Linked DNA regions of Homo sapiens: region 2 is linked to region 1. A link is a contact called in ENCODE Hi-C or POLR2A ChIA-PET data. All regions are on one chromosome and are shown on one strand. The core of a region is the stretch at or near the end of the contact, and the rest is flanking DNA. Distances in the headings are between cores, read along the strand shown.

Region 1 (4,544 bases), core at 429-2,928:
AATCTCAGCTAACTGCAACCTCTTCCTCTCGAGTTCAAGTGATTCTCTTGCCTCGACCCCCCGAGCAGCTGGGATTACAAGTGCCCACCACCAAGCCCAGATAAATTTTGTATTTTTAGTAGAGAGGGTTTTACCATGTTGGGCAGGCTGGTCTCAAACTCCTGACCTCAGGTGATCCACCTGCCTCCGCCTCCCAAAGTCTGGGATTACAGGTGTGAGCCACCGCACCCGTCGGTTGATAGGTCTTTTCTAATATTAATAATTACGTAGCATCTCAACATGTTAATGTCATAATTTACTCTTTCCATATTGTCACCTGGGTTTTTCCACACTGTCACCATTATAAAGACAGCTATTATAAACATGTTTGCTTTATTTTTTAGATGAGGTTTCACTCTGTCACCCAGGCTGGAGTACAGTGACGAGATCTCGGCTCACTGCAACCTCCACCTTCCCAGCTCAAGGAATCCTCCAGCCTCAGCCCCTCAGATAGCCAGGACTACAGGCGTACAGCATCACATCCCGCTAATTTTTTTTTTTTTTTTGGTAGTTTTTATAGACACAGGGTTTTGCCATGTTGCCCAGGCTGGTCTCCGAACTCCTGGACTCAAGTGATCCACCTGGCTTGGCCTCCCAAAATGGTGGGATTACAGGCGTGAGCCATGGCACCCCACCTGTTTGCTTTTAAAAAAGAAAAATGGGGCCAGGCGTGGTGGCTCACACCTGTAATCCCAGCACTTTGGGAGGCCGAGGCGGGTGGATCACAAGGTCAGGAGTTCGAGACCAGCCTGTCCAACATGGTGAAACCCCATCTCTACTAAAAACAAAAACAAAAATTAGCTGGGCGTGGTGGTGGGCACCTGTAGTTCCACCTACTGGGGAGGCTGAGACAGGAGAATTGCTTGAACCTGGGAGGCGGAGGTTGCAGTGAGCCGAGAATGCACCACTACACTCCAGCCTGGGCGACAGAATGAGACTACATCTCAAAAATAAAAAAGAAAAAGAAAGAAAAATGTGTTGCTGTTTTCTTAGGACCAAATGGGTGTATGTGACCAAAGAATGTTAATTTTCTTTTTCTTTTTTTTTTTTTTTTTTTTGAGATGGAGTCTTGCTCTGTCCTCCAGGCTGGAGTGCAGTGGCGCAATCTCGGCTCACTGCAAGCTCCGCCTTCCGGGTTCACGCCATTCTCTTGCCTCAGCCTCCCGAGTAGCTGGGACTACAGGCGCCCGCCACCACGCCCGGCTTAATTTTTTGTATTTTTAGTAGAGACGGGGTTTCACCGTTTTAGCCAGGATGGTCTCGATCTCCTGACCTCGTGATCCACCCACCTCGGCCTCCCAAAGTGCTGGGAGTATAGGCGTGAGCCACCACACCTGGCCAGAATGCTAATTTTCAAGTTCCTGTTAGTGTTATTCTGTTCTATTAATATTTGGTCCCACCCACTTGTTGAATTGAGTGCCCTTCAGAAGAATTAAACCAATTAGCAACAAATGACAATTTCTCCACAGCTCTGCTAGCATTGAATTTTGTGTGTTTTTGTTTTGTTTGGATGACTAACCGGTGCTTTAATGGTACCTTACGATTGTTTTCATGTGTGTTTCTTGACTTCACTCTGCGTGGTTGGTAAGACTTCAAGAGCAGAGCTGGAGAGGGAAGGATAGGGGTAGGAAGGGCTCTGACCCAGCATAGGAAGTTGAGTAACCGCTTAGCACGGTGCAAATTAGCCTGCTGGCTGCTCTATCCAAGAACTGCCTGAGCTGGGTGGGGACTTCCCAGAGCGCCTGTAATGCTGAGATCTTTCCTCCAGGCAACTCCTCCTTGGTTTAGCCTCTGATACAGCCAAACCTCTGGATTCAGGGAAACCTAAGGAAGCCAGGCAAGAAGGGTCCCGCAGCCTGTGCCTAGTCTAGCCCCAGCCTCATCTGGATTAAGATGGGAGGGAAATATTGGCTGAGGGCACCCAGCCAGTATGAAGACAGCTAGAATGTAAACCCAGCACAGTAAGGGAGAGAGTATCAAGGCCCAGGACTTTAGAGTGCCTCACCACCACCACCCCGCCGCTGGGCAGCCTGAGGCTTTCTTTGCCTGGCACCACCATGCCTGGCTAATTTTTTTTTTTTTTTTCCAAGTGGAGACGGGGTTTTGCCATGTTGGCCAGGATGGTCTCAAACTCCTGACCTCAAGTGATCCACCCACCTCGGCCTCCGAAAGTGCTGGGATTACAGGCGTGAGCCACTGTGCCCGGCTATCCCCTCCTCTCTCTGGTTTCTTAACATCAAACAGGCCCACAGTGCTGGCTCACAGGGCCACAGTGATAGTGGGTTGGTGTCCTGGATCCCTCCCCCAGGAGCCATCACTGAGACCTTATGCTGTCAACACTGGTGGGTGAAGCAGCCCTCGTATTTTTCTCCTGAGACATCCAGAGCAGGGTAATTGGCAGGCGGGGGTGAGCACACGCTGGCTCACGCAGGCTTGGTAGGTGAGAGGTTTTCCTGAGGATGATGAAGTTGGAGTGTCCCCGGCTAGAATCCCTGAGGCAGGAGACTGGAGCCCTGTGGCAGCATTGGCTGAGAGAAGCCACTCCCTTTTTGCTCTCCCACTTCCTCACTGGTAAGATGTGGGGGTTGGGGAGTTATCGCAGAGGCGCTTTGGGTTTCAGCTGCTTTGCAGAAGTTATGGAAAAAGGGAAATGAGTCTTCCTGTCTCTCGCCCCCTTAACACTTCTTTGCCCCATTTAAGGGGTTTGTTCAACAGACTAGGAAGTATTTCTGCTAATTCATGCTGAAGTGTGATTGGCTGATAGGTGTGGTCTCAACCTCCCTCCTCTGCCAGTCACTAGTGTACCACTGTGGCCATCTTTTCCAGCCCCTCCTCTGCCCCTTGAGTATGTCTAGGTCCTAGAAACAGTGGTCAGGGCTCTTCAAGTCCTCTCGGTTGCCCTTGCCCACTGGCACACGTGGGGGTTGCTGTCTTCAGCAGAGCCAGCCACTCCGTCTTGACAGCCAGGGCAGAGATGTGGCTGGGCACACAGCAAGAATGTGACCACTGATGCTGGGATGTCAGAGTCTGTGCATCAACCCAGGGTTCTGAGTCTGGGCTCTCCCACCCTCATCCCCGGAGGTTCCTTCAGTCTGGGCCTCCTGGGGCTGAAAGGGAGGGAAAAATTGGCCTCAGCTGGAGTCCTGGGGCCAACCAGAGCCTGGGTGGAGTGTGAAAGTGGGCTTCTGGCCTTCACCCTGCCCCTGCCCTGCTGGTGACCTTGGACCATGGGGGTTGTCGGGGTGTAGATGAGCACCGTGAATCAGTCACAGGCCTTGAGCTTCTCTCTGCACAGTGCTGGCATCAGATGTGGGTGGTGATGTCCCAGCCTGGGAACACAGGAAACGCTCAGGGAAACCCCCATCAGACCTGCTGACATGGCTGAGGGCGCTGAGATGGTGCTTCCGGGGCCCTCACCTTACACAAAGAGGCCTTATAAGGAGAGAGAGGCTGCAGAGGCAGCCCCAGTGGGTGCCGGGTGCTTGTTCTGGGTAAGGCTGCCCACACGTGCAAAGTGTGCTTGTGGACACAGTGCGCTTGCGTGTGTGCAAGGCTGAACATACATGTGTGCAGGCCTGCAGTGTGCCTGTGTGTGAGGCTCAACACGTGCATGTGGGGAGTATGGTCATGTGTGCAAGGCTAAACATGTGCTTAAAGTGTGGGGAGGTGCAGTGTGCATGTGTGTGTGCAAGGCTTAACATGCAAAGTGTGCTTGTGTGTGTGAGGCTGAACACGCATGTGTTTGTGTGCGTGGCCTGACCCTGCGCTGCGTGTGTCTACTTGCTCAGCAAATGCTGACTGGGGACCCACCGGGGTCCTGTTCTAAGCATGGAGGAAACATGAGGTCCCTGCCCCGTGCATGTACACATGTGCATGTGTGTGTGTCCTGTGCTGCTCCAGGAATCTTCCAGGACATCCTGATACAAGTGAAAGCAAGCGGTTTGGATCTGGAGTGAGCAGGAGGTGGACAGGGCCTTCCAGGCAGTGAGCGCAGGGGGCTTTGTGTTGTGACCTCGGGCAGGCTGGTCACTGAGCCCTGTGGGGCCAAACTGCAGCCCCAGGCAAAGGTCGTTCTGCCTTTCCCTTGTGCCTGGGCCCAGATGCAGTGCAGGATGGGCCGGCCCCTGGGCAGGGCAGTGACGGGGCAGCCACCGGCCTCCTGGGGCATTCAGGGTTCCCAGTCCTGGTTGGCTCCCAGCCCAGGCCCTGAGACCCAACACAAAACTGCCAGTCTGGTGAGGGAGGCAGCCACATTATCTAATGGCTGTCACTGGTGACTCTGGGCAGGTGGCCTCAGCCCCCACATCTGTCATCTGGAGCTGACCTGGAGCCTGGCATCCCTCCCCAAGTGCAGCCAGGCCTCCCTGAAAGTCCAGGGCTGGTGGGAGTGTTGAAGTCAAGAATGTATACAGAGCACCTGGCCAGGCGCGGTGGCTCATGCCTGTAATTCCAGCACTTTAGGAGGCCGAGGCGGGCGGATCACTTGAGGTCAGGAGTTCAAGACC
Region 2 (4,233 bases), core at 1,565-4,064, 1.1 Mb after region 1:
CTTCCAAAAATACAGAAAATTAGCCAGGCTTGATGGCACATGCCTGTAGTCCCAGCTACCTGGGAGGCTGAGATGGGAGGATCGCTTGACCCCGGGAAGCAGAAGTTGCAGGGAGCTGTGATTGCACCACTGCACTCCAGCCTGGGTGACATGCAAGACACTGTCTCAAAAATAAAATAAATTATGGCCGGGCGTGGTGGCTCACGCCTGTAATCCCAGCACTCTAGGAGGCAGAGGCGGATGGATCACCTGAGGTCAGGAGTTCGAGACCAGCCTAACCAATATGGTGAAACCCCATCTCTGCTAAAAATACAAACATTAGCCAGGTGTGGTGGCGTGCGCCTGTAGTCCCAGCTACTCAGGAGGGTGAGATAGGAGAATCGCTTGAACCTGGGAGGCAGAGGTTGCAGTGAGTCAAGATTTCACCACTGCACTCCAGCCTGGGCGACAGAGTGAGACTCTGTCTCAAAAAAAATAAATAAAAATAAATAAAATAAATAAGGCCGGGCCCGGTGGCTCATGCCTGTAATCCCAGCACTTTGGGAGGCTAACTAAGGTGGTAGATCACCTGAGATCAGGAGTTTGAGACCAGCCTTGCCAACATGGTGAAACCCCGTCTCCACTAAAAATACAAAAATTAGCGGAGTGTGGTGGCAGATGCCTGTAATCACAGGTACTCGGGAGGCTGAGGCAGGAGAATCGCTTGAACCTGGGAGGCAGAGGTTGCAATGAGCCGAGATCACGCCACTGCACTCCAGCCTGGGCAACAAGAGCGAAACTCCTTCTCAAACAACTAAAAACAAAACAAAACAAACAAATAAATAAATATTAAAATTAAATAAAATATAGCCTAGGCTCAAAGCAGAGCCCTGAGAATCAGGGCCCAGTCCCTTCCCCACAAGTTACTACCACAGACACACCTTGCCAGTCCTTCAACCTGAGAAAAACCTCGAAATGCCCCACACTTTTTCTACTGGCCCCCAGGCTGAGGAAAGGCCAGGGCACAGGGAGTGTTTTGTAGAGATGAGGTCTGGCTATGTAGCCCAGGCTGGCTTCAAACTCCTGGGCTCAAGCGATCCTGCCACCTTGGACTCCCAAAGTGCTAGGATTACAGGTTTATTCCAAAAGTGCTAGGATTTCAGGTTATCCTGAAAACAAAGGGACGACAAGGGGTGGAGGCTGGGTTAGTTCTGGGCTAGAGGGATAGAGTGGCTGCAGGTGGAACCCGGGGGGCCGGGCAGGATGCGAACTTGGTGGGGAAGGAGGGTTTCCACACCAGTGTGTCCTGGCCAAGAATCGGATGAGGCAGGATTTGTTTTGTTGAATTTTGTTTTGTTTTGAGACAAGGTCTTGCTCTGTTAACCAGGCTGGAGTGCAGTGATGCAATCACAGCTCACTGCAGCCTCTAACTCCTGGACTCAAGCAATTCTCCCACCTCAGCCTCCCAAGTAGCTGGGACTTTTAGGTGCATGGCACTATGGCCAGTTAATTTAATTATTATTTATTTTTTCTTTTCTTTTCTTTTCTTTTTTTTTTTTTTTGAGACGGAGTCTCATTCTGTTGCCCAGGCGGAGTGCAGTGGCGCAATCTCGGCTCACTGTAACCTTTGCCTCCCGGTTTCAAGCGATTCTCCTGCCTCAGCCTCCTTAGTAGCTGCGATTACAGGCGCCCACTACCATGCCCGGCTGATTTTTGTATTTTTAGTAGAGACAGGGTTTCACCATGTTGGCCAGGTTGGTCAGGAACTCCTGATCTCAGGTGATCCACCCTCCTCCGCCTCCCAAAGTGCTGGGATTACCGGCGTGAGCTACCGCACCCGGCCTAAAATTATTTTTTTTAGAAATAGGGTCTCATGGTTGGGCGCAGTGGCTCACGCCTGTAACCCCAGCACTTTGGGAGGCCAAAGCAGGTGGATTATTTAAGGTCAGGAGTTCCAGACCAGCCTGGCCAACATGGTGAAACCCCATCTCTCTACTAAAAATACAAAAAAATGAGCTGGGCGTGGTGGCACATGCCTGTAATCTCAGCTACTCGGGAGGCTGAGGCACGACAATCGCTTGAACCTGGGAGGTGGAGGTTGCAATGAGCCGAGATCGCGCCACCGCATTCCATCCTGGGCGACAGAGCAAGACTCCGTCTCAAAAAAAAAAAAAAAAGCGACAGATGGGGTCTCACTATATTGCCCAGGCTGGTCTTGAACTCCTGGGCTCAAGCAGTTCTCCCTACCTTGGCCTCCCGAAATGTCAGGATTACAGACATGAGCCATCATGCGCAGTGGAGAAGCTGTTTTCACTAGAAACTAACCGTCCCGTGGAAGCAGTGTCACCAGTGCCCATTTTATGCTCTGGAGACCCTTTAGTGTTTAAGAATCCATCCGCTAATGTCGGCTCCCCCATCGGCTAATGTCGTAGGGGTGCTGGGAGGAGCGGCAGAGCCCGCGGTCAGGGTCTCCGGGGGCTCACATAGGGAGGTCTCTCTGTTCCCGGCTATGGCCTAGAGCCCCTCTAGCAGTTCCTCCACCACCCCCATTAGGCCGTAGGGGCTTCCCCAGCCAGAGGCCAAGGGCGACGCGACCTTAACGCCGGTCCGCGCACCGCGGCGCCACCTGGAGGTCAGGACCAAGACGAGACAGGCTGTTCAAGTCCCCCAGCTTCGCCGCGGCCGCCACGCCCGACCACCCGGCCCCCGCTGGCGTCCCTAGCTGGCCCCCTACAGGTCTTACCCGCGCTTGTTGCCCCCAGACCCAGGCTTCTCCCCACCTGCACCCACCAGACTGGGAAGGTGGCCAGACTAGACCGAGGGCTGAGGCGGGAGAGACTCCGCCCCCGAGGCCCCGCCCCCTTCTGACAGCAGACGAGGCTGACGTCACTGGATTGGGCAGGTGTCCAGGTGTCCTCTCTCCAGCTGCATCTCCCCTCCTCCACCCAAGGGGAGTCCTCAGTCCCCCAGGCCAGAGTCTCCAATACCCCAAGGTGCCTTCTGTGATCTCCCCGCAGTGCAGCCTCCGGGGCACCCCCCACCCCAATAAAACTCATCTCCGGTTAAAATATCGATTCCAGCGGGCGTGGTGGCTCATGCCTGTAATCCCAACACTTTGGGAGGCCGAAGTGGTCAGATCACCCGAGGTCAAGAGTTCGAGACCAGCCTGGCCAACATGGTGAAACCCCGTCTCTACTAAAAATATAAAAATTAGCCGGGCGTGGTGGTGCACGCCTGTAATCCCAGCTACTCTGGAGGCTGAGGCAGGAGAATCGCTTGAACCCGGGAGGCGGAGGTTGCAGTGAGCCGAGATTGTGCCACTGCACTCCAGCTTGGGCAACAGAGTGAGACCCCATCTCAAAAAAAAAAAAAAAAAAAGGATTCCCAGACCCCACCTCAGTTTCTGACTTTGAGGCCAAAAATCTGGTTTTTGTTTTGTTTTGTCTTGTCTGGTTTGAGACAGGCTCTCGCTCTGTTGCCCAGGCTGGAGTGCAGCGGCATCATCATGGTTCACTGCAGCCTCAAACTCCTGGGCTCAAGCCATCCTCCACCTCAGCCTCCCGAGCAGCTGGGACCACAGGCACATACCACCACCACCAGCAGCTACTTTTCTTTTTTGTCTGTTTGTTTTGTAGAGATGGGGTCTGGCTATGTAGCCCAGGCTGGCCTCAAACTCCTGGGCTCAAGTGATCCTGCCACCTTGGACTCCCAAAGTGCTAAGATTACAGGCATGAGCCACCACACCCAGTTGGAATCTGTGGGTTTTTTTTTTTTTTTCAGACGGAGTCTTGCTCTGCTGCCCAGGCTGGAGTGCAGTGGCTTGATCTCGGCTCACTGCAACCTCTGCCTCCCAGGTTCAAGCGATTCTCCTGCCTCAGCCTCCCAGATAGGTGAGATTACAGGCACCTGCCATCATGCCCAGCTAATTTTTATATTTTTGTAGAGACAGGGTTTCACCATGTTGACCAGGCTGGTCTTGAACTCCTGACCTCAGGTGATCCACCCGCCTTGGCCTCCCAAAGTGCTGAGATTACAGGCGTGAGCCACCGTTCATGGCCTGGAATCTGTGTTTTTTTTTTCTTATTTTATTTTTTGTTTTTGTTTTATTTTTTTGAGACAGAGTCTCGCCCTGTCACCGGGCTGGAGTGCAGTGGTGCAATCTCCACTCACTACAACCTCTACCTCCCGGGTTCAAGCAATTCTCCTGCCTCAGCCTCCCAAGTAGCTGGGACTACAGGTGAGTGCCGCCACGCC

What was found. Hi-C counts contacts between places; a loop is a spot of excess contacts on that map. ChIA-PET counts read pairs that join two places held with the same protein, here RNA polymerase II (POLR2A). Pooled maps may share reads with other maps.
Region 2: a loop to region 1 is called in a pooled map, with 3 times the contacts of the local background. The contact joins two enhancer-like sites. A Hi-C loop is called at or near these places in 1 of 50 pooled maps. POLR2A ChIA-PET finds 5 or more read pairs at or near these places in 2 of 52 experiments (WTC11 and activated CD8-positive, alpha-beta memory T cell).

The regions. Positions count from the first base shown.
Region 1 is chr7:99,377,698-99,382,241 of GRCh38, forward strand. The region is part of intron 1 of ARPC1B (actin related protein 2/3 complex subunit 1B); the gene reads left to right. Among named protein-coding and RNA genes, the nearest start is that of ARPC1B, 5.2 kb to the left of the region's middle. RefSeq lists enhancers at 2,300-2,619, 3,220-3,539. Within about 2 kb of position 1,679, at least 32 of the 41 ENCODE cell types and tissues checked have a DNase peak (open chromatin) inside an H3K27ac peak, as active enhancers do.
Region 2 is chr7:100,448,022-100,452,254 of GRCh38, forward strand. No RefSeq gene overlaps it. Among named protein-coding and RNA genes, the nearest start is that of PPP1R35-AS1, 13 kb to the left of the region's middle. RefSeq lists a silencer at 2,769-2,868. Within about 2 kb of position 2,815, at least 35 of the 41 ENCODE cell types and tissues checked have a DNase peak (open chromatin) inside an H3K27ac peak, as active enhancers do.